Regions from separate parts of the Mus musculus genome. Here regions 1, 2, 3, 4 and 6 are each linked to region 5. A link is a loop called in an ENCODE intact Hi-C map of the cell type or tissue named here. Cell type or tissue: left cerebral cortex. All regions are shown on one strand.

What was found. A loop is a pair of places that touch in the nucleus more often than their neighbours do. Peaks named below come from ENCODE experiments on the same cell type or tissue, not always from the same donor. Only the 100,000 strongest peaks of a DNase experiment are listed, where the experiment ranks them.
Region 1: a loop joins it to region 5, with 2.5 times the contacts of the local background. A loop is called at or near these places in 7 of 42 quality-filtered maps.
Region 2: it touches region 5 in a loop (2.5-fold over the local background); 4 of 42 quality-filtered maps call a loop at or near these places.
Region 3: it touches region 5 in a loop (2.6-fold over the local background); 5 of 42 quality-filtered maps call a loop at or near these places.
Region 4: it touches region 5 in a loop (5-fold over the local background); 7 of 42 quality-filtered maps call a loop at or near these places.
Region 6: it touches region 5 in a loop (7-fold over the local background); 7 of 42 quality-filtered maps call a loop at or near these places.

The regions. Positions count from the first base shown.
Region 1 is chr11:71,672,336-71,676,335 of GRCm38, forward strand. No RefSeq gene overlaps it. Among named protein-coding and RNA genes, the nearest start is that of Gm33964, 24 kb to the left of the region's middle. In left cerebral cortex, CTCF peaks have their summits at 1,467 and 2,211 (motif pointing right); a DNase peak (open chromatin) is centred at 2,215.
Region 2 is chr11:71,437,729-71,441,728 of GRCm38, forward strand. No RefSeq gene overlaps it. Among named protein-coding and RNA genes, the nearest start is that of Gm16013, 3.2 kb to the left of the region's middle. In left cerebral cortex, a CTCF peak has its summit at 2,195; DNase peaks (open chromatin) are centred at 2,374 and 2,818; H3K4me3 peaks cover 553 bases; H3K27ac peaks cover 2,374 bases.
Region 3 is chr11:71,335,719-71,339,718 of GRCm38, forward strand. No RefSeq gene overlaps it. Among named protein-coding and RNA genes, the nearest start is that of Gm33249, 47 kb to the right of the region's middle. In left cerebral cortex, a CTCF peak has its summit at 1,894 (motif pointing right); a DNase peak (open chromatin) is centred at 1,827.
Region 4 is chr11:72,014,702-72,018,701 of GRCm38, forward strand. No RefSeq gene overlaps it. Among named protein-coding and RNA genes, the nearest start is that of Aipl1, 21 kb to the right of the region's middle. In left cerebral cortex, a CTCF peak has its summit at 2,007 (motif pointing right); DNase peaks (open chromatin) are centred at 2,303 and 3,283.
Region 5 is chr11:71,747,589-71,751,588 of GRCm38, forward strand. It overlaps Wscd1 (WSC domain containing 1), which reads left to right and starts at 3,427. Exons shown (of 9, transcript NM_001357965.1): 1 at 3,427-3,641. In left cerebral cortex, a CTCF peak has its summit at 2,288; DNase peaks (open chromatin) are centred at 2,302, 3,078, 3,334 and 3,876; H3K4me3 peaks cover 1,275 bases; H3K27ac peaks cover 1,259 bases.
Region 6 is chr11:72,023,082-72,027,081 of GRCm38, forward strand. No RefSeq gene overlaps it. Among named protein-coding and RNA genes, the nearest start is that of Aipl1, 12 kb to the right of the region's middle. In left cerebral cortex, CTCF peaks have their summits at 721 (motif pointing left), 1,527 (motif pointing left) and 2,966; DNase peaks (open chromatin) are centred at 663, 1,512, 2,947 and 3,670.

The DNA.
Region 1 (4,000 bases), 75 kb before region 5:
ATCAAGATAATCCCCCAAAGGCTGACAGGGGTCCATCTCCCAGGAGATCCTACATTCTGTCAGTCTGACACCTCCACCCCTTGCAAAGGGCATGGTGCAGTAGCCACTGGGTGCCAGTTCCGAAAGTTTTCTATGTAGCCACATTAGAGTAAGAAGGAGAGGGGGAATGGAGTATTCAAGACTTCTGGATGCTGTGAGGCCTCAAAGTGTCCTGTGGGCTCCAAGCCTTGGATTCTGCCCAGTTCCCGGCATGCCTTCCTCTCCATGCTGTGCCGTCTTCTGTTTAATCTCTGGGGTTGTGTTTATCTGGCGTTGTGCTGCCTCAAGGAGGTGTCCTTGGCACTGAGACTACAGGACGGGGATCTGGAATCTGTAAGCAAAGGGGAGAACAGGTTTCAGAGGTAGATTCCTTGCTGGAATGGAGGGACTCTGAGCAACTCCTGCACAGCCCCCCATGCCAATCAGAGTAGGAACCTGACCCAGCAGCAGGGGAAGGGAGTTCTGAGTCACGGGGGAGGTGTGGCTTTTAGGCCTGATGGCCAATCAGCTGCAGAAAGTGACTAAGTCAGGGCTGTGGGGCTCAGCAAGGAAAGCAGCCAGGGATGCTCAGCTGGACACAGACTGGAGGACAACACACTGTCCTGTTTGACCTCCACCAAGGTGACACCATTAACCAACCCTGTCCTGTGGTGAAGTCAGGGGTCCCCAAACTCAGCGCCAGCTTAGTCCCATTATTATTATTATTATTATTATTATTATTATTATTATTATTATTATTATGTTTTAGTCCTATTATTATTATTATTATTATTATTATTATTATTATTATTATCCTCAGCACTAATGCTTTGCCTGGAAGGGAGAGGAAGCATGTCCTCTGTCCTTCTTTTCTATCCCTTGTCAGAGTCCTCTCTCTGATGCTTTCTTTCAAGTGAGCTCTGAACCTGGGTAGAAGAGTAGAGATTGTTTAATTAATGCATATTTTAAAATCTCAAATGTATTAGAAGCCATATTGGCCCTGAGTGTGGGTATAATTCATTACCCTTTGAACATGAGCCAGTAACCCTCAATTCCCTTGAACCCCACTTTTAAAAGGAAGGATCTAGGTTGTGTGCTTCTTTTTCTGATTATTCAGGATGACCTGTAGGTCAAGGTCAGCATTAAGGACTCAACAGGTAACGTGAGCAGTCTGACATAGAAAACTCCAGATGGTATATGTTAGCTATATAGGCCATGGGGAGAGGCCAAACAAAACAACAACCCCCCAAAACACACATGCACACACACACACACACACACACACACACACACACACAGCAAACAGAGACTCAGACCCAAGCCTTCCTATTCCTTAGGCTGCTTGCAAGTACTTCATTCTCCCAGTGAGGATTACAAACCAAAGTCCAAAAGATGAATGTTCCCAAGTTCAAGTAACTGCTAAATAAAGGACTCCAGAGCACTGTAGTAGCAGGGACTTAAAGCCAGGGGCAAAGCAGCACTGTGGTTGAGCTGGAGATAGGTGGGTTGAGGCAGGACAGAGGTTCAGGATCATTCTACAGACCTTGGGGGGTTCACAGCTCTTTATTGTGGAATATATCAACCAAGTCAGAGCTCTGGAGGCAGTGCCTGGGGTTCCAGCAGGTTTGAGAAGGCCATGGTCTGGCTTCAGAAGTCATCCTGCCACTATTGTCCATCAATAGATGCTCTCCAGAGGGCTAACCTGGACACACACCTCCTCTTTTTTCTGCACTGGAAGTTTTTTTTTTCCTTCTCACTCTGACTTTTTCCTTCTTTTGGCTTCTGTTGAAATTAATTCCACAACACTGAATAACCTTCCCCCACAAGGTTGGAGTTAATCAGGCTGAATTTATTAAGATCTCTACAATTAAATGAGCTCATACCGGGAGGAGGAAAGTTACCTTATTATCCCATTTTTAAGAGCTTGAATAATTTTCGCCCCCGTCTTTTACTGTTGACCCCCAGATACTTCCATCACGGTCACCAATGACTTTAGAGGGTGCTGAACCACAGACTTCTCCGTGGCTCCCATTCCTGATGCAGGGGGAACGTGCTCAGACCAGTGAGTCATCTCAGAGGAAAATCAAAACAAAAATGGATGAGTTGTCTAGAATGAATGGACAACCTGCAGTTTGCCTTACAGGCCAGACTTGAGCACTCCAGGGTACACTACAGAGGGGATGCTTTTCCCCTAGGGGGCGCTGTCAGCTTTGCCTGCATCTCAGCCCCTGCTTACCCCTCTCCTCTCCTGGCTCTTTCCTCATAGTGAAAACCTCTGAGTCTTATTACCTTTAAAATGAGATTCATATGAGTGGGGAATTAGATTCAGTTAGCCCAAGGAAGGGATTTGGGTCAGAAGCGCCCCCACTGCAGATTCCATCACTACGTTGGCCCCCTTGTTCCTGAGAGCTCACCCTTACCCGTCCTTGTGTATTAAGGTCGGGGTTTCCTTGCTTTTGCCTTACCAGTCTTGTCCACCAGAATCCACAAATCTGGGGTTGAGTATCACCCATGGGACAGAAGCCTGCTTGGATTTGTGCCTGTCCTCCCTGTTCAGCTGCCTCATGGATAAGCTTCAACTGCCTGTGGCAGGGGCTTGATGTAAGTCACATTCTCCCCTCCCTTCCCCTTCCCTGCCAAATACATATATATATATATATATATGCTGAAGTCTTAACGCTCACTGTCTGTCAATGTGACCTTATTCGGATATAAGGTGTTTTGTAGATGTATTCAAAGTGAGATGCCATCATCAGAAATATCCCTCCCTGAGAGCTGCGCAGGATAACGATAGAAGGAGGGGTCAGAATCAGATAACTTCAAGTCAAGGCACTCTGAATACTGCAGGCAACACCAGAAACTAAAAGAAGCCCTGGCATGCACGGATAATCCCTCAGAGTCTTCCAGGAGGTAGAAAACTTGCTGATGTTCTGTGTTAAGACTTCTAATCTCCAGAAGCGTGAAAGATCGAATTTCTGCTAGTCAATCCGCCGAAGACACCTATACAAAGCCAGTATGGCTGCCGTGCCTCCTAAGAAGCTTGTGATTTCTCTCACCTCTGTTCATGGGTCTGGCAAAATTGATATCTCCCTGCTTCTGACAGGCGTTTTTCTTCCTTTCTAATCCCAGCCCAGACTCAAGGAGCTTTCTAGATCTGGGTGCTGAATTAAGTCCCCAGCATAAACCCCTGTCCTAAACTGACATATTTGGAGGTAGCCCTAAGATTCTTGTTACCATGTCAACAAGGATTCCCTCATCACCCCCAACACAGAGTGACATCTACCAACAAGTCACAAACAAGTATCTGAAAGCTTACAGCCTTTTTCAATTATAGACACACCCTCTTTAACACACACACACTTAAATCATAAGAGGCATGAACAGAGACAAGCTGGTTTCTTGCTCAGTGAAATGATTGGATATGGGGCCAGCTTCTGCTGAACATGGTGTCTCCCTTCCAAGTGTGATCTAGTGATGAGTTAACAGACAAAACACTGTGGCTCTGGGGACCATGTGATACATAGTCTGGCTAAGTCTGGGGCCATATGCTATCTAGCCCATGCTGGCTCCATCCAGTATCAAGGGTGGGTATAACAGATGTCCTCAGAAACCCCACCCCAATTCCTCAGGCTCAGTGAACCTTTCTAGGCAGCTCACATGCCCTTCCCTCATAACGTCATCATTTACCTACTGTGCAGCTCTATTCTCCCCACAATTATTCCTGCATCCTTTCCAAAGAGGGAGAGAAGCTGTCAACATCTATTGTTAGTCTCATACACAGTTGTCACCCCGTGTGTGAGGGTGTGTGAGGGTGTGTGTGAGCATCCATGGCTTGAACACATTTGAGAAAAATGCCTTACTGAACATATATATATATATATATATATATATATATACGTTTCCTTTTCTTCATTCCCCAAACAATGCAATTTAGCAATTACTTGCATAGCATGTAAGTTAACACTGGCGATTCTAAGTGCCG
Region 2 (4,000 bases), 310 kb before region 5:
ACGTAAGTGTAGGTGCCCTTAAAAGATAGAAGAGGGCAGGGATGCCCTGGAGCTGTGAGGTGCCCAATGTGGTGCTGGGAACTGCACTACAGTCCCACCGCTGAGAACTCTATGCTCTCAGCTCATGAGTGGTCTATCTAGCCTTTCTCACCCAGCGGCTATGCTTTTATCTCTACTTTATCTTGGAAGAGGGAAGGCAAGAGAGAGCATGTTGAATATGAATAGTGTTTTCTTTCTGAAAGGGAACCCTTGGGGTGAATTAAACACCTTCCCCAGTTTTTCATGCTGGTCTTTCTGAAGTCTTTTTTTTTTTTCTAATTGTCACGTCCCCCTCCTTACCTGCTGGTGGCATTTGCAACTCTCAGGACAGATGCTGTAAGATGGCCTTTGGTCCTCAAGCTCCCTAGTGCTCTGCAGCTCTGGGGTTCACAGCCCTGTTTCAGTACCTGTACCCTAAGCCCCATGAAGAAAACCCTCTGCCCTTCCCTACTTAAGTCTTCCCCATACACTTCTAGCTTGGGCTTCTCTAGTCACATGGTATCTGCCTCGGGCCTCTCCAGTGCAGTCTGAGGATACCTGACATTGTGTCCCCATTTTAACCAGCCCCCTCTGCTGCTCTCCTTAGAGTATATTTTATATCCATCTGCTTCCTACTTCCTAGTGCTCAGCATTGTGTGTGTGCTGAGATAGTTCACCATATTCTGGGTAGTCACACATAGACTCGGAAAGATTGAGGCTTTTGCTCAGGGCTATACAGTTAACAAGGGAATCAGAAATGACTGACCCCAGAACTCAGATCTTCTTCACTCAAATGTTCATATGCTTTCTCCATACCAACTATCTCAGTGTGGGAGAAATTCAGGATGTTTTATGTATTTGAAAAGCTCAGGGCAATAGTTCCATCAGTAACACTAATGGATGTGGCTGATGGAGATGACTGAGGGGATCGCTTAGAAACACATCTGGGTTATCCCTTTCCCTGGAAAGCTGACCCCTGCCTTGAGCATCCTCCTGGAGGCCAGGGAAGTTCCTGTGGGTGAGCACTCCTGTGCATGCAAGTGAGCAACACACCAGCGTTGATCTCTGTGTCAAATGGCCACAGGTACACTCACAATTTCCACCCCAGCTTCTAGTTTATTTGCTGTGTGACCTTGGCCAAGTTTCTTAATCACTCCCATCCTGACTCCTTTTTGTAAAAATACACTCATGGCCATAGCTCCTGGGTTTACAGGACCGTGGAAAGGATTGATGGAAGAAGCCAGTGTGAAGCACCTACAGTGGCCCCAGGCACTCCTTAAGCCTGATACAAATGCCATGCATCCCAGTTTATCCCATCATGTGGACAAAGGGACACAGCACTGATCATAGGGAGACTTGCCTCTGACGTGGCTCTGTCCATAACTGTGCCTGCCTCTCCCTGTGCCTGACTACCTATTTCCAGGTATGGGGTCTGGGTTGTTGGGGGGCTCATCTAGGGGAATTCTGTCCTGTTATGTCTTTGATCCTCAAGGGGCTATGTGTCTTGAGTAGATGGAAGACAGTAGGAAGTCAGAACCTCCTCATGGCCCACTTCTTCTCACCGAGCACCCTTAGCTGCCGCCCGTGTGCTGAGGATCAGTCATGGGCTCATCCTGCTCTCTGGGGGCCATCTATTTGGCAAGTGAGTTCAAAACCCAACTCCAGTTGACCTTTGATTGAATTGAGTAGGCTCCTGTCCTGGAGAAATTCAATCCCTATGCTCTTGAGGGTGGTAGTCTGTATACAAATGTAGGAAGTTGGATGTCCAGAGCTGGGGTGCTGGTGGGAGGTGGCCACAGAGGTTGTATGGAGAATGTGACATCAAACCAGGAAGGTCCACAGGAGATGGCCAGAGCTGGGAGAATGAGGATCCTCAGAAGACAGAGTCGCAGGGACTAAGACTGTTCATGAAGGGGTGGCATGTAAGGTTGACAGGAGGGTTCGAGGAGAGGGAGGTAACCACAGGTCCTTGATCAGCTCTTGTGAGGGAGTGGAGAACAGGACCCGTTAGTCCTCTAGTTTAAGCCTTGGTGACTCTTCCTTGAAAGATTTATCCCCAAAGCCCTAAGGTGTCCCTGACCAGGCTCCCTGTGTGCCTGCTGGGTGTTCCCTCCTTTCCAGCCTCCAGGATTTCCCAGTGCACAGAGTAAGCTGGCAAGCTCAGCTAGGGCCAGCTGCAAAGCCAGCAGGAGACCAGAGCTGGAATGCAGGCTGGGGCATTGTGCAGAGGGGTACCAAGTAGATCCCTGCCTCTGGGCGGTCTCTTCCACGGAGCGTGAAGCCTGGCCTCCCCGAGCTTCTCAACTCCACACCATCTGCTCTGTCAGACCCCCTGTTTAAATTCTCCGCGTGTCTCGCCTTGCACAAAATAATTAGCATCCATTTGTTCTTCGTGCTCGCTCTGCGACATTACTCATTGCAGGAGCTTTCAGCGCGCGGCTCACAGACGCTCCCATTTCAAAGCAAAGTTGAAAATGGCTTAAGTGGGACTCCGCGGGTCCCACTCACTTCAGCTCGCTCACCAGCATCTGGAGCTGGCTTTCATTCCCTCCCACGCGGTTCTTAGTTGCCTTTTGCGGGGCCTAATGGTGAGAAGGGGGAAAGAGGCACTCCGGCAAGAGAAAAAGCTAGCCTCCATGGGCACATTGGATGCTGGAAAACCAATCTAGGATGATGTGGTTTGGGGTAGGTATTTAACGCGGCAGCCACTCAGGCCCTTCCGAAGGCATCGAACTTTGGAAAGAAGAAGCATATGGGATGAGTAGCGAAGGAGCTTGAGACACCCCACCCCAGCTCAGGCATGAAATCCGTTTTAGAGGAAACTCTCACTTTCTGCCATCTGCAACTAGCATGCACCATTGCAGAGCAAGCACCAAACGGCCTGGGTGGCGCAGAGCCCTTTGGCTTTTCCTGAGGGCGAGATGCCTCTTGCTTTCTGAGAACTCAGCTAGCTACTCCAGTCAGACTGCAGAGTCCCTGCCAGACATGGCAAGGAAGAGCCTCCTGGCTGCTCTCTGGAGACAGCCTGAACTTAGCAGGCAGTCGTGCTTCCTACCCCCTGCTCTGCAAAACCAGGTCCTATATGTGCTGTTCAATCCTCTAAGCCAGTGGTTCTCAACCTCCCTAACACTGTGACCCTTTAAACTAGTTCCTCATGTGGTGACCTCCAACCCTAAGATTATTTTCATTTTGCTACTTCTTAACTGTAATCTTGCTACTATTATGAATCATAATGTAGAAATCTGTGTCTTCTGATGGTCTTTGGCGACCCTTGTGGAAGGGTCGATTGGTGTCTACCCAAAGGGTCTTGACACACAGGTTGAAAACCACTGCTCTAAGCTCTTATCCCCCCCCCCCCGCCCCCCAGAGATGTGAAGATCCCATCAGAAACAGAAGAGACGGAGACAGGGAGACTCTCTTTGCCAATATGTAAAATGTCCAGGTAGAACCAAATAATCTCTAGGGACTTACTGCGCCCTGTTTCTCCTGGGGTGTGTGGCTTTATGCCTGTGCTAGTGCCCAGAGAGGGACCAGTGTGGAGTGGTGCTAGTGGACACTGGATCACCACCACTGTTTGGGCTGGTGCTGAACTGCTGATCTGAGGTGTAGGGCAGACCTGATTTTATCTTTCTGAGCTGCTGAGACTTGACTTTCCTTCTCATTTCCATTGATGAAATGGAATCCCTTCCTTGCCTGCTTCAAACCCCACCCTCATGGGACATGAAGTAAGAAAATTACTATAGAAATGCCCAGGGATATAGTGTTGGGGCTTCACTTCTCAAAACAATAGCAGCAGCAACAATAACCCAAAACACAAAACAAAACAAAACAAAACAAACAACAAAAACATCTACAAAATCCAAAGACTTAGTAGTGGTCAAGTGTCCTCCCCCCCCCCCCTTGCTGGTCTGTCTCCCACCTCTGTCTAGACGCAGCCCATTACTGACACTTCCTTTGGGATTATTTACACATCCCATACTTG
Region 3 (4,000 bases), 410 kb before region 5:
GAGACAACTGGAATTGGGGGGGGGCTTGTTTAGGATGAGCTAGAAACCTCAGATAATGGAAACTCCCAGGAATCTATGAGGATGACCCTAGCTAAGACTCTTAACAATAAGGGTTTGAAGCCTGAACATGCCATCTCTTGTAACCAGGCAAGACTTTCAGTGGAGAGACTGGGACACCAAACCCAGCCACAAATCCTTAGATCCACAATTTGTCCTGCCTACAAATGTGCAGGTGTAAAAGATGAAGCAGAATTTGAGGGGTAGGCCAACAAATGACTGGCCCAACTTGAGACCTGTACCATGAAAGAGATACCACCCCTGACACTATTAATGATTTTAACTGTCATCTGAGAGATTTCACCCAGCAACTGATGGGAACAGATGCAGAGCCCTATAGCCAAACATTAAGCTTGGGTAATTCTGTGAAAAAGAGGGAGGAAAGATTGAGGGAGCTATAAGGGTCAAGGACAAACAAGAAAACTTATAAAATCAACTAATTTGAGCCCATAGTGGCTCATAGAAACCAAACCATCAACCAGAGATCATGCATGGGATAGAGCTAGGCCCTCTGCATATATGTAACAGTTGCATAGCTGGGTCTTCATGTGGGACTCCTTTAGTGGACTTAGTGATTAAGCTAAGTTGGCTGGCCAGTGAACTCAAAGGATCCTCCTGTCTCTAGATTCCTCGTGCTTTTTATTTGGGTGCTAGGAATGGAACTCAGGTCCTTGTGCTTGTCTGGGAAGCATTTATCACACAACCCCACTATACTTCTTAACTTTTAAATTCATTGGTTGGCTGGTTGGCTGGCTGGCTGGCTGGCTGGCTGGCTGGCTGGCTGGCTGGCTGGCTGGCTGGTTGGATGGTTGGCTGGATGGTTGGCTGGCTGGTCAGATGGTTGGTTGGCTGGTTGAATGGCTAGTTGGCTGGTTGGTTGGCTGGTTGAATGGCTAGTTGGCTGGTTGGTTGGGTGGTTGGACAGCTAGTTGGCTGATTGGTTGGTTGGTTGAGTCAGTGGATGTATGGATGCCACTGTGCCTGTGGAGGTTAGAGGACAACATTCAATAGCTATTTCTCACATTCTACCTTACTGGAGTCTCCACTTTCCGTCTCACCATAGGAGTACTGGGAGTATTAAAAATGCATGCTGCACTCCCCAGCTTTTAATGTGGGTTCTAGAGATTGAATTCAGGTCATTAGGCATGTGCTGCAAATGCTCTCACCTGCTGAGCCACTTCCCTGTTTGACCACACAGTCTTTTAAATAGACTTGGAACATGATCCTTCTCACTGTGCTCAAAGAAATCAGTGGTCTAGCTCTATAACTCTCCCTGCTGATGCACACAGTCTTCACTTAATCTTATAGTCAGTTCATCTCACCCTAGTCTAAACCATCTGTCTACAGATTATTGAAATCACCATAGAGGCTCACCAGCCATGGGACATGATCTACCCCCACCCCACCTCCACTAGCTCTTTGGCAATACACTCTACCTCACTTTCCTCCCTGTGCCTTGATCCTCTTGGTCACCTTAATCCTTGAACACACCAAGAGACCATGCTCAATTCAGAGACCATGCACTGGCTTTGACACTCTTTAGAAATAAAGAGTAGTCAAAGGCTTGCTTGGTACATCCCTCTTATGAAACAACACTTCTAGAACTTTACCTCATTTTATTTTTTTCTGCATGACTTCTACCTTAAAATATCATGGAAGCTCTTGGAATGTAAGACCTAGCCTGTTTGTTGGTCATGTCATGTGTTCCTCTGGCTCATCTCCATCTCTGTGCCTGAGACAGTGCACACAACATCAACACAGAGATGCTTTCAGATCTGGAGAGAGTTTTCTTTCTTTTACAATTTTTTTTATCCTTCTAAGCAGATATCAAATACGGCCACTAGATGACACTCAAGTACTTTCTGTTTATTGAATTCTTATACTCTAAAGCCCCTTTGGCTGTCTCTCTTCTGAGACCAGAAGTTTGAAAGTCACCCACTTCTGTTGCCTTGAATCTCTGCTTTCTCTCTCTCTCTCTCTCTCTCTCTCTCTCTCTCTCTCTCTCTCTCTCTCTCAGAAGAGCCTTTTAGAAGTACATTTTTAAAAATGATTTCTTGTTTCTTGCTTGTTTCAACCGGAAATTAATGGATAATCCACATATAAGAAAGGATGCTTGCTTTCTCTATTCAAATTATAATGACTTGAATCCCTACCCTGGCAACTTATAGCACCAGCCTTTTCATATGTCCCTTCCTCTCAGTTATTTCTAAGAATGTTCATAAATTGTCCAGTGGGGAGTCTGGAGTCAGTTCTAAGTCTTCCCACTGGCTACTTGGACAGCCTGTCTTGTTGGACACTATGCCCATCTTTATTTTCCCAAGATTCCTAGAGCTGTTGTCCATTTCTAAGCCACCAATTGTAACATTGCTGTTCTTCACCTGAGCACCCCTAAAATGTTGTTTCCAGGAGCATAGCTGAGACCAGAATATGAGATATGATGGAACAGGATTCTCTTGAAGGATTAGGCAGAAAGGACGGTAGATACAGGAGAAAGTCACTCATACTGGCTGCAGTTTCCTGTGTTCTCAGCTGCCCCTGCTCTTGGAGGCCATCTCTGAAGCTGGACTAATCCCTAGCTGTCACCAGTGGGATCATTCCTCAGGGCTAAGATTTTCCAGCCACCTCCACCTCTAGGAGACATGGTCTTTCTGGCCTCCACCCCTCAGAGAGTGAACAAGTTCTTCCCATGTCTGTATACTTCCTAACATAAAGCCCAAATCAACCTCCTTGCAGGATGGGTGATGTGGGAAACCATTTCCATGTGTGGTTAGCAACAGAAGTACAACAACACAATCCCAACAATTTGACACTTCATTTCCTGATACTGGTATATTTTCAGGCTTAGGCGAAACAGTGAACTCACTGAACTATGTAAATTGGAAGGGTTTTGTTTGTTTTTAACAAACCTCCCACCCACCTTCCCCATGCCTTCCTTTCTCTTTGTTCTAGGCTCCTCTTTAGTGTAAAGCGAAGGAAGATATTGGGACTCACGGTGTCTTATGGTTTTAATCTCTGTGAATTTAGGCAGTGCCAGTCTAAATTAAAAACCAGAAATATGTTCCAAACAGAATATTTATCTGGAAAGATCGGGGGACAGAAGGAAGGCATGTGCCATAGTAAACCATGGAGGAGTGAGGCAAGAAGAATTTTAGAGGAAGCTGGAGAAGGCTTATATCACATATTTAAAAACAGTAGTACTGGCCACCATAAGTAGTAACAGGGATTGTGTCTGTAAAGAGTTGACTGGATAGTTGCTGAGCAACTGTTTTTGCAGAACTGCTTTTAAAACAATGTGTCTGTGGCCTTTGTCAAAAGTTAGTGTTCTGGTTTCTCTTCTTTGTTTCTGGGCATGGCTCCTTAGGACTTGTGCATGCTATAAAAGTGGATCTGTGAGCCATTCCCAGGCTTTCACAGCTTAGATAGCTACCACTATGAAATCCTCCACAACCTCTGGTTTGCAAAATTTTGTTTGTTTTGTTTTCAGCTAGGGTTGACACAAATAATTGTGTTTCATTTCTGAAAATGTTGTGTTGTGGATGTTATCAGTTGGGACTGTGTTCCACAACTCTGTATTTTGATTTATTGTGGTTTTTCTATAATGGTCCTCATTTGCTGCAAAGAATTTTCTTGATGAGGAGTGGGGACTATACTTATAAGGACAAATATTTAAAATGTAGTTAGGGATTATGCTGGTTTTGTAAAGTGGCAGTTGGACATTCTCTTCCAAAATCCATGGTTTCCATTAGCTCTGGCTGTTGGCAGCATGGGCGTTTCCAGGACTAGGAATAAATCCTTTGTTGAGCCAGTCTTTGTTATTGAGCTCTTGGTTACCACTAAGGTGTTTGTGCCACTACTACATCCTTAGGGTTATCATGCCATTCTGGTCATTGCTAAGGTTCATAGGCATTATAGTTGGGTAGGATTCTTGGTTGCTTTCTTCCCT
Region 4 (4,000 bases), 270 kb after region 5:
GCACTTAGGGAATGTAGAGGTACATGAAACAAAACATCTACCTGCATGTACCTCCTAACAAGGTGGGCAGTTTGGAAGCCAGCGGGACCTGCAGCACATCAGTACGGAGCTCTTAAATTCTTTCAAAGCATGACCTCTTTTCACCCAGGAAACTTGGATAGGAGCCAGATCCATAGGCATGTAAAATAGGTATGCAAATGAGGCATTTAATGATGATGCATTATAAAGACATTTATTCTGAGGCAACCTATCGGTGTGTACAGTTTAAGCTTGCACACTGATGATGGATGTGTGGCTTACTTTTACTCAAGGAAATCTTGACTGAATTTTTGATAGTGCAGGACACAGGGCGTCTTCAAGATCTTTCAGAGTTGATCAGCGTTTTACAATCAATGCTGAGAATGTCACTTGGCATAAATACATAGCCCAAAATGCCAATATTTAAGGACACCTCAAAGATTGCTGGGAATTCTGTCCTAATGAAGCCAAACTTCATCCGACAAGTTCTTTTTTAACAGAATTCAACTCAACCACTCAAAGAGAGATTTTATTTTTTAAGGTAAACATTCTAACTCTATACATTCCAAACCACACCTCTTTGGCACATGCTAAGGGAAGAGGATCAGAAAATGCGAACATTCTTTGTGTTCTGTGAGCAAAACTCTGTGTTTCCATAAGAGCAGACAGAGCCCTTTATATGCACAGTTGAAACACTGCAGTGCAGAATCTACAACAGTCTCAGATCCGAGCCAGGGGTGGAGTAGTGTTGGTTGGTGTCATGGAACACTACAACTCTTATGTGCTCAGAGCCAAGTCACGTGGGCAAGGCAGCTGAGCACTGCCAGGAGCACCTCAGATTCAATGAGCATTTGATTTTGAACTAAACTTGACTGTTGAATATTCAGAAACTTTTATTGTTGCCAAATTGTTTGCAGCCCGCACCCACATTTGATTACAGGACCCCACACGGCATGACCCACCGTTCAAGAACTTGGGTGATAAGTCAGAGATAATGTTAGTGTTAGGGGGACAATGACATGGGGATGGGAGTGCAAGGGGAAGATGGAGGCTGGGCTTCAAGGAGAGCAATCTGAAAAGGCAGCTGGAAAAGTCCTGAACCCAGGACAGGGAAGCCCTGTAGGTATCTGGAAGGAGTAGGGCAGAGTGACTGAGGAAGTTCTGAGAAGGGAGAGGTGGACTTTAGACTTTAAACAATGTTGAAGCTGTGAGAGACTATGGGAACTTTTGAAGTTGGACTAGGGGCATTTTTGTATTATGATATATCTACAAACCTATAGGGGCCAGGGAGTGGACGTTGGTAGTCATTGATGAGTGGCACCATTTAAGAGGTATTAGGAGGTGTGGCCTTGTTGGAGGAAGTATGCCACTCAGGTGGGCTCTGGGGTTTCAAATGCTCAAGCCAGACCCAGTGTCTCTCTCTTCCTGCTGCCTGAGGTTCCATTTGTTGACTCCTCACTACCTCTCCAGCATCACGTCTGCCTGTGTGCTGGTGTACTCCTCACCATGAAACTGTGAGCATGCCCCCCCCCCCCAACTTGATGCTTTCCTTTATAAGAGTTACTGCGGTCCTGCTGTCTTTTCACAGCAATAGAAACCCTAACTAAGACAGGAGAGCACCCAGAAGGTCAGAAAGTCTCCCCACCCCCCATGCCTTTGGCCTTGTGCGTCAGTGTGGAGACTCATATGGCCACAGAAAAACCCAGAGGAGCCTCTGTACTTGAACTCCTATTCCAAAAGAACTGCTCAACTGCTGTCTTGAAATGGACTGTCAGGGAGTAGTGGTGAAGAGAGAGACCAGTTATGGGGGCACTCTGTGATATCTGGCAAGGAGAGCCAATGGGACATGAACTGAGGGGACAGCAGAGAGAGGTGGTGATAGACAGATAATGGGTGGTGTTTGCAGAAGCTGAATGGGTATGTAGAGGAGCTGAGAGCCAGGGGAGAAAGAGCCCCCCACCCCGCCCCGCACCCCCACCCTCTGTACAGCCAGCAGGTGGCGCTCTGGGAACTGGGATGAGGAGAGCATCAGCCATTGTGGGCAGAGGATACAAGGTTGTGTTTTCATAGTACTGAGATTGGGAACTGAGTAGATGGCCAGATGGGTGTGTTGAGTAGATGACAGGATATCCACGCAGTCTGGAGACTGGAGGAGGAGCGTGAGCTAGAGATAGCAATGTGGGACCCATCAGTTTATCCCGCTGTTCAAAGCTATGGAGACATGATGAGATCAAACGAAACAGAAGAAGAAAGCCCCAATCACGGACAGGCAAAGAAGGGTTGCCCTGTATCTCTAGCTCAGAAATGAGTCATAATGGCACAAACAGGAAGTATCAACAGACAAAATGGTGACTCCCGCTGTGCCAGCTGGATGGGAGTGTGAAGGAGCTGGGAACGAGGGTCTGGAGGAAAAGTCTGTTCTTCTCGAGGGACAGGAATAGACAGCGCTTGAAGTCTGCAGCTCCAGGCTTTGTAACAAAACTGACAACTGGTTTGGGGGAGGTTAAAATGATGTCCCGTGAGACAGCTTTGATTCCTTACCTCCGTGTGCTAGCTACCTGGCCTCTGCAGCCACGCCCACAGCATTGGTTAGTTGTCCCAAGCCCCAGGAGAAGCTGGGGATCTCGAGCCTGCCAGAGGGTATATTGTTGGCGGTTGGGTGGTGTGTGCATCAGTCACTCAGCCAAGGCAGTGCTTGGCATGCTGCTCAGCTAAACGAGTGTACAGAAGATGCTTGTTCCGTGGTCTGAAATCTCCACGGTGCCCACAGTAAAGCAATTAAATTAGAATTAATGTTTGAGTATCTGTTTATAGAGCTGCTTCAGTTTAAACGCACCCTTTCTTTTATTACACGCTAATTGCCAGGTAGGATATTTTAGAAATAAATGTAGTATATTTTTCTGCAATTCTGCACTCTTTCAAGAACAAAGACCTCTCTCTCTCTCTCTCTCTCTCTCTCTCTGTGTGTGTGTGTGTGTGTGTGTGTGTGTGTGTGTGTGTGTTTTCCTCTGTCAATTCTCATCTTATTTTTTGAAGCAGGTCTCTCACTGAACTTGAAACTTACCAATTCAACTGAAGCCAGAACCCCCAGCAATCCCCCTTTCTCCCCATTCCCAACACTGTGGTTACAGAGTTACATGCTGCTCATGGCGCTCACGCGCGGCCTCACACTTACACAGCAAGCCCACCTATGACTTAGGCTTCAACCATCCGGCGAAGGCCTGGCAGGCATTTTTGCAGGAGACTCAGACCTGTGATTCACCACTCTGTAAGGAACAGCAGGTACCCAGGTTCCTCCCTTCTGGCCCAGCTTCTCCTCTCTCTAAATGGTTCACACTGCACTTAGTCATTTTGGTTTTTCTTCACACAAACCTGAATATGTATTCCCTCCCTGAGTGGATTTTTAACGCCACTGCAGCAGACTAAGGGGAGGGGGGACCACCACTGGCAATGGATGCTCCCTTACAGTCAGATTGGAGCCAAAATTGAAAACTGAGGGCTGATCTTTGTGTACCTTTCAAGTGATGTCTTTTTAAACTAGCAATTTGAAAAATAAAATCCGTCTGAACAATACAGCACAAAGGGGGAGCGGGCTGGGGATGTCCTTATCATTCTAATTAGACGCTTCCTCCTCTCCACTCAGATTTACTCACAGAGCAACTTGGTTTTCATGGGAAGGTGCCCTTACTTTCTTCTCCAGCTTCTCTTCCTGCTGAGCCATCTCTCCAGCTCCCAAAGCTAAGAACAGTGTCAATAAACAAACTTTATACTGCCTAAGGCAAAACGGTGTCATGGCTCTGACTTTTGTGTTGACCCTGGGGTAGGCTGCAAGGCCTTGGCGAGCATGGGCTCAAGGCAGGGTCACTGTTTCTTGCTACCAAGCAGAAGTGCTGACTGAGCACAGTAGAATCCCCTGGGCAACACAATGGCCGTTCTTCTCTCTCTCTCTCTTTTTTATTTCAAATGCCCTGAGTGCTCCAAA
Region 5 (4,000 bases):
AATAGCTCTATATGAGAGAAACTCCCCCTGGATATCTGGGGGCTCAAATTCTAGCTGTGGGGCCTTTGAAGGTTAAAGAAAGGACAATGAGCCAGAAAAGATGTAAAGTGAAAGGAGTAGTCAATCTTGTGAGGCCTGGGGAGTGGACAGTGGGCGGCTGCTCTAGCTGGACTTCCTTTGGCCTCCTGGACAATGAGCTACTTGGAGAAGGGGCAGACACTACAAACCTGGGGGCCTGGGTAACACTGAACAGCATGTGGCACTTCTGCTCCTCAGGAAAAACCCTTGCATGGAATACTTACAAAAATAGATCGCATGCTGTGTCCGGTGCTGCTTTGCGTACACACATATTGGTCCAGATTGGGGGTGGGGGGCCATTCCTTGTCCAGCTTTCCATGCCAGATGCTTCTGTAGTGGACTGGATCAACGGTGTCCAGTATTCAACAGGAATCTAACACAGGATGGGCGTCGCTCTCAGTGACATGAAAGGAGAAAGGAGGAGAGGCCAGCCAAAGGAAAGGGAGGAAAGGGAAGGGGAGAGGTGGGAAGGGGAGGGGAGGGAGAGGGAGAATGGAGGAGGGGAGGGGAAAACCCCAGGAGCTGGAGTTAGAAGGCAACACATAAACTTGGGATCTAATGATTAAAGTCACAAACAGGGACAGATGGAATAAACAGGCAAACCCAGCGAGACAGGAGTAGTACGAGCTGAGACTATTTTAATTCTTAGTCTTAGCCTTGCAGGGGAAGCAGGGGTGACCGCATTACTCAGGCAGGAGTAGCTGGATCTGTGTCAACACTGTTGTGGGACCACCATAGAAGTCCATGGGGCATTAGGATGCCTTTAACATATGGGAGGAAAATGATATGGAGCCAACTGCCAGTGGATCTTAGCTATGTGGCAAGGAGATCTAGGCACAGGGAGGGGCTTGGCATGGTTTGAAAGGGGTGTTGCTATCAGGGCTACCCAAGCTGGCTTCTTGAACCTTTATCTGCAACCAGTGCTAAAGAGGAAGGCTTTATTCCAACACAGAAATACTCATGCCCATTTTGACACCCAAACTGCCTTTCCCACGCCCTTCTCAACTCACTACTCTATGGGTTCCTCCTTGTACCTCCTTTCGTAGTGTCTCTTGTCAAGTTGGCAGGCATACCTACCTGGAGACCAGGAGGTGCTTCTTGGCATGCTGCGCGTTGCAGGTGCAATCAGACACGGGACTCTTCCCTTAACATCCCCTCCACCCTTCATACACTTCACACAGACAACTCAGCTCCACATCTCAGGTGGCTGCTGCTCTAGGTGACATCTCCTCCCAAGAAGCAGCAGCTGCAGAGCAGTGCCCAGAATCGCGAGGAGTGCATCTGGAGGTTCTCAGGGCTGTCCTCACTGCAACCCTTGGGCAACCATCTCCTTTTGTGCATCAAGAGCATTGTCTTTGAAGTGGATGCAAATGAAGGTAGTTTGTCATAACTATTAAGTGGGACAAAGGATATAAGAGGGTCATGGGTGACTTCATGGACTTACGGCCTGTGCAAGACACAAGAGTCTGTTTCCCAATAACCCTAAACTCTGTTTTAAAATTACACCTTTGCAGATCTGCAACCCTGTAGGTGCAACACTATGAACTAACCAGTACCCCAGAGTTCTTGATTCTAGCTGCATATGTATCAAAAGATGGCCTAATCAGCCATCACTGGAAAGAGAGGCCCATTGGACACGCAAACTTTATATGCCCCAGTACAGGGGAACGCCAGGGCCAAAATAATGGGAATGGGTGGGTAGGGAAGTGGGGGGGGGAGAGTATGGGGGACTTTTGGGATAGCATTGGAAATGTAATTGAGGAAAATATGTACTAAAAAATTAAAAAAATTATACCTTTGCATCTTGGATAATTTGTTTGTTTGTTTGTTTTTTGCCACTGGACCCTATAAATTATGCAGTCAGTCCTGAAGAGGGTTCAAACACAAGACAACATTGCAAGAGGATTCATTGAGTTACAGCTGATAACAATGATTAAAGGCTATGCAGAGGATACTTTCTTTGCAGGCCTGGAATGCTGAGATAGCACAAAATCCCTCTGCTCCTACCCAAAACTCCCAAGGCTCCAAAGAGTTCAACCTTCATCCCCAGACCCAAGACTCTTCTGTGTAAACTTCAACAAGCCCTTTCCCCACCAGGGTGCCTTTCGACTGCACCGCCAGAAGCTTTCTACGGGTCCCCTTCCAAGCCCCACTGCTGCCCTGCACCTGTTGAAAGCCCACTTCTCTGAGTGGCTGAGCAGCTCTGCCCCTAGCGGAAGTTGGAAGTAAAAAACTTCCATTCAGGAAGTCCGTTAGAGCCACTGCCACCTGCTCCTGATGCCTCCTCTCATCCTGTCCCCAGCATCCAGCAGCCTCCAAGAACATCTTGGCTGTCAGTCTTGGGTGAGAACTATACCCACTGTTGTTTAAGGAAGAGCAGGGTAGATGCTGTGACTTGGGGGCTTCGAAAGGGGGAGCAGAGCTTCCCAGTGGGGTAAGTCTTTATTTAAAAGGAGGGCTGTATATAGACCTATGTGCCCCCCCTCTCTGTGGTGTGTGTGTGTGTGTGTGTGTGTGTGTGTGTGTGTGTGTGTGTACCAGTGAGGCAATGTCCCTTTACACTCTATATCAAGAAGGTCTGTCTCCCTGTGTCAATGTGGGCAGAGTGATAAGCTGCTGGCAGAACCCCAGGTGTGTAAGGAGATGGTGTGAGTATCTTTGCCATTTTGTAATTCTGTGGTACTGTCTCAAATTGTGTGTGTGTTTCTAGCAAGTGCTTGTTTCTGAGTGGCTGTGTGTCAAGGAGAGTTAGGTGAATGTGCCTAGCTCCCCCAGTATGGGACAGTAATCCAGTGTGTGCCTGGGTATTTACATTAGAGTGGTACAAATTTGTGTGGCTCTGTATGTGTGTGCAACTGTCCGTGTCCTAGCTTGCTTCTGAGTGAGTGGAGCAGAGTACAGAGTGTGTGAGTGTGGGTGTCTGGTGATTCAGTGTGTATTTGTATCAGCCACTGTGCGTCTGCCACCACGTCTGCATCTGAGTGTGGCGGCGTACTGCTGCGAGTGGCGATGCCCAGTGTATTCCTGTGTGCGTCTGGTGTGAGCACCATGGTGCGTGCTAGAGCCGGCTAGGCTGCAGTGGTAGGCTGTGGCTGGGCGGGTGCAACAGAGTGGTCAACGTCTTGTCTTGGCGGTGGCGAGTAGTGCGTGTCACCCGCGGTATGTGCGTTGTCTCGCAAGCCCGGACAGATCACCCACATACCTCCCGCCACGAAGCCAAGCTGCGACCCTTCCTGGGAGCCTAGAAGAGGGGGGTGCGCGGAAGCCTCTAGGACCCGGCGGAGGCCGGCCGCTGTCCCCGGGCCGCGCGAGTGAGCATGTGCAGACCGGGCGCCCGCTCGCCCGCTCTGCGCCCGCCACTCGCTGTACTCCGCGCCCGCGGCTCAGCTGGGCGCCCGCCCGCTCCGCCACTGCTCAGCGCGGAAGTCCGCAGCCTCGGGGAGCTGCGCGACGCGGGCCTGGGAGCGCGGGTGCGCTTGCTACAGGCGTCTGAGCTTTGGGCACTGCGGGCTGCGGGCTTGGCGCCCCGGAAGGCGGGTGCCCCAATCGGCTGTGATCGCTGGGTGAGTCCTGTCTTCGAGGTCTCCCAGCCAGGACCCTAGCACGGGCTGCGAGCCGGATCTACCCCCGCCCCGGGCAAACAAGTTTGTGTAGATGCGACTGGGAGCGCGCGGGGTTGCACCTGCTGGGGGCGCGGGGTTGCACCTGCTGGGGCGCAGGGCGCGCTGGCGAGGCGCCTTCCCGGGGCCGGCGCGCCAGGACCGTGGCGGATGTGTGGGTAGCATCTCACCACGTCTGGTCTTGGCTGGATGTGCACAGGCAGTTGCACCAGCCGCTTCTCCGCCGGAATCCCGGGGACGTCCGGTCTGACTCCCCGGTCGGGCTGAGGGCAGGTTTTGGGGTGCGCACAGCCTCCCTCCTA
Region 6 (4,000 bases), 280 kb after region 5:
TCAACAGATGACTGGATAAAGATAGTGTGGCCCCTATGCATGGTGGAATTCTATCCATCTGGGAAGAAAAATTAAATCATAACATTCTCTGGGAAAGGGATGGAGCCAGAGATCATTTTGTCAATTGAAACAAGCCAGACTTGGAGAGGAAAAACATCACACCGTGTTCTTTCACCTAAGGAATCTAGATTTTAAATTGAGCGTGTGTGTGTGTGTGTGTGTGTGTGTGTGTGTGTGTGCGCGCACATGGCCATGCAGCTAGTAAATGTTGAGAGCTGGTTAGGAACCCAGGCTTGTCTGACTATTCCTTGCTCTTTAGCCTCCATTCTATTCTGGCCCTATATGTGGAGACAGAGGACAGGTTATGGTATCTGAGGGGACCCCTGGCTGATCATTATCATCAGTGATTTATAGCCAATGTAACACAGACTGGCAACAGTGACCCCCTTGTCGGAGGCAAGGGGACAGCCAAGAGAAACAAAGAGGAACAGTTATACATAGTTTTTGGAAATCACCGACATGTCACCATGCAGAGTTTGGGAGCACAATGCTACAGGTCAAGTTGTGAGAGACCAGGCCGCTAGGAATGACAGCTCAAGTCTGAAGCCAGGAAGCCTGCTGCCATAAACCCCGGCTCCGAATAGGTTACCGTCAGACCTCTCACTGCAAAGTGGGAGATGCATTGTAAAAAACTGAAAAGATAAAAATCAGCTGAATCGAGGTCCAAAATGCCAGCATGCAACAGTGCCCCCTGCAGGCTACTTGAGGAACATGATTGGCGGGGGGGGGGGGGGGGCGGGGGGGGCTCAGCAGAAAAGCTCCAGAAACACAATCACCCTGTGAACAAATGAGCTGCTAAAAAGAACACATCTTCTCAAAAACAGAAACTCGAACGGTCCATAACGACTGAAACGCATTCGGCATCCCCAGCCTTTAGGAAAATGATCATTGAAACAGCCTCGAGAATCCTTCTTGCCCCAGTCAGAATGACTGTCATCAGCCAAATGGGGTGGGAGTTTAAACCTGTACAGAAACTACAGAAATAACTATCGAGGTTTGTAAAAATAAAATATAAACTAGAGAGAGGAACAGGAAGCCTGTGTTGTAGCTGAAAGGGGAGCCTCTTCTTTGCCTACAAGACAGAACCCCGGGAAACCTTGACAGGTTCGTTTGTCTAGGGCACCAAGAATGAAACTCAATCCCTCCAAACTGTCTGGATGTCCAGCCCAAAGGACACTTCCCATCCTTCTACCTTAACCAGGGACCCCCTAGCCCTAGCCCCTTGGTTTTATAAACTGCTTTAATGAATAGTGTTCAGCTGGAGAGAAAGGCACAGGGTTCCAAGATCATCTGGCTGTCACTGACTCTGACCCCTGGTACTGTCTAGAGTCAGAACTGGATGTCTTCAAGTCCTGTCCTTCAAAATCAAATCCATGGGATTTCTGAGATGACTCCGGCTTCTGACCTGGTCAGCCTGGGATCTATGCAAATCAGACAGAGGTGCCTTCTTCAATCCCTTGCCTGCCACCTACTGGGAACCGGTAAGCACTGCACATATCTAAAGTAGACACAATGAGGTTAAAGGTGGGAAGGCTGGGATTCTGCGTGTGGTGTTGTGTACAACTGCAACAGCCAGTGCCAAGCCTCTCTGCCACATTAGCTGCACCCACCTCACCAGTCTCCTCTCTGGCAGCACTGTTTCTTGCCTGAGCTACTGCAGGAGTCTCAATGCTTCTCTCCTTCAATACAAGCTCAAACTTGCCACAGAAAGATCTTTCTAGAAAGCTGATTTGATCTTTTCCCTTCTCAGAGACTCCTCACTGGTTTCCAAGATCCTGTCTGAGCACCTAGCTTTTCTCCTAAGACATCCTGGTCTATATAGGTTTCCCACCCCACCCCAACCCTGTCCTCGCCTAGACTGACCATAGTCCAGCCCCATGCCCAGCCTACTCTGTATCTAATCTGTCCTGTTTTGTCCCATGCAGCATGAAAGACAAATGCCTCGTCGTCGTGACAGTAACACCCTCTCAGGTGAGGGCCTTCAGAATGCTCTAAAAGGAAAGTGTGGAGACAGCGGTGTGTCTAGAACTCAAGACACTAGTGAGTGCAAACACTCAGGGGACTGGCCTGGGACAAGATCGAGCTTCTCACTCTAAACCTTAGAGGTTCCACCCACTGATGCCTTGATAGTCAGCATCTAGCCTCCAGAATTGATAGGTGACATTCTTGTATCAACTTAAATGGGCCCTCAGGTGCCAGATGTTTGGTGAACATTATCCCTGGCATCTATATGAGGGCATTTGTGATGGGCTGACATTTAAATTAGCCAACTGAGCACAGCACATTACCTTCCTCCTGTGGGTGGGCCTCAGCCAGTCAGCTGAAGGTCTGACTAGAACAAGCAAGTCCACCTTCCCTCCTGCTTGCCTGTCTCGGGCTTGGGGCATAGAACTTACACTCCAGCTGTCCTGACTCCCAGGCCTTGGATTACACAGCAACACTCCCGGTTCCCAGACCTTCAGTCTTGGAGCAGCCCTATACCCCTGTCCTCCCTGGGTCTCAAGCTTACCTCCTTTGTCATGAGGAGGGCCCTTGAAAATCACAAAAACAACTCTCCCTTCTTGGGTGACAAAAAAAAATAGTCTGAAGGGAGGGAAGACTCAAGATAGATGCTCAGAAAAGAGGAATGGCCACGTCAGCTCCTGCCTGGACTCTCTGCATGGCTTATGAGAAGCCTTGGTGAAGGACATCTCGAATCCTACAGCGCAGAACCCAGCTGAACACAAATGGAGGTAGAGCAAACAAAGCTCCTGGCCATCTGATTCTGGTACCTGTGTCCTTCCGAGGATGGTGAGAAGACATTCACGTTCACACATTTTTTTCTTCTAATGAACATGAATGCATTGTGGACAGCACTGATAGGCTGAGCAGAGCTGCAGAAATTGTATTTACAGCCATCTGCCGAAAGAGGGAGCTAACGGGTTCCATCCACCAGTAAGCTTTGTGGAACTCAATTAACCCAAACCTCCACCTTCTTGGTGATGGTGTACAACCTTTAATTCCAGCAGGCAAGAGAGCAGAGACAAGCCCCTGAGTTCTAGGCCAGCCTGGTCTACAGAGTGAGTTCCAGGACAGCTAAGGCTATACAGAGAAACCCTGTCTTGAAAGACAAAAACAAACCTCTGCCTTCCCTACCTAGGGTCTGGATGCCTCATTGGCTACACCAGAAGGGGCTAGAAGGCCTGTAGTCATGACCCCAGCCAGATAGACACTGTGTCTCCCTTTCCTGCCCAGCAGCAGGCTGGACTACTAACTTTCACCAGGCAGCATGGTTATGAATTTTTCAAGGGGTGCCCATGGTTCTCACTGGGGGAGACATATCAGTCACTCACACACACTCACACACACACACACACGCACGCACGCACGCACGCACGCACGCAGCACGCGCCACCTCTACCCTGCAGGTGGGAGCCGACAGCCTTGACATGGCTGAGGAAACACAAGCACTCAGGCTGATCCTCAGATGATATTTTTATTGGTGGTGAGAGGGAAGGTGAGATTCCTTGCTCGTCACAGTCTCTCACTAATGAGAACAGCAGAAGGAACAGAGCGGTCGAAATTAGGCCAAGAGCTGCGCAGACTCAGAGCATGGGAAGTAAGCCTGAGTGCTTGCCTTCAGGGAAGAGGTGGGAGGGGGAGGGAGAGCTCCAAATGGCCTCCCAGACAGACAGTCTGATGCCACCACTCACAGACCAGTGGATCAAGGTTCAACATGGGGCCTCCAGCTACAAACCCAGGCAAGGCCCTGGGAGGGAGAGTCTAGATGTCTGCTTTCAACAAAGTAAGACTGGACACTAACCAGGCTCCTCATGACTGTCATGATATGGTGATGATGCCAGGATTTAGCAGCTTTGCATGGGAAGGATCTAGTGATGTGTGTGTGTTTGTGTGTGTGTGTGTGTGTGTGTGTGTGAGAGAGAGAGAGAGCTGTCTCCAG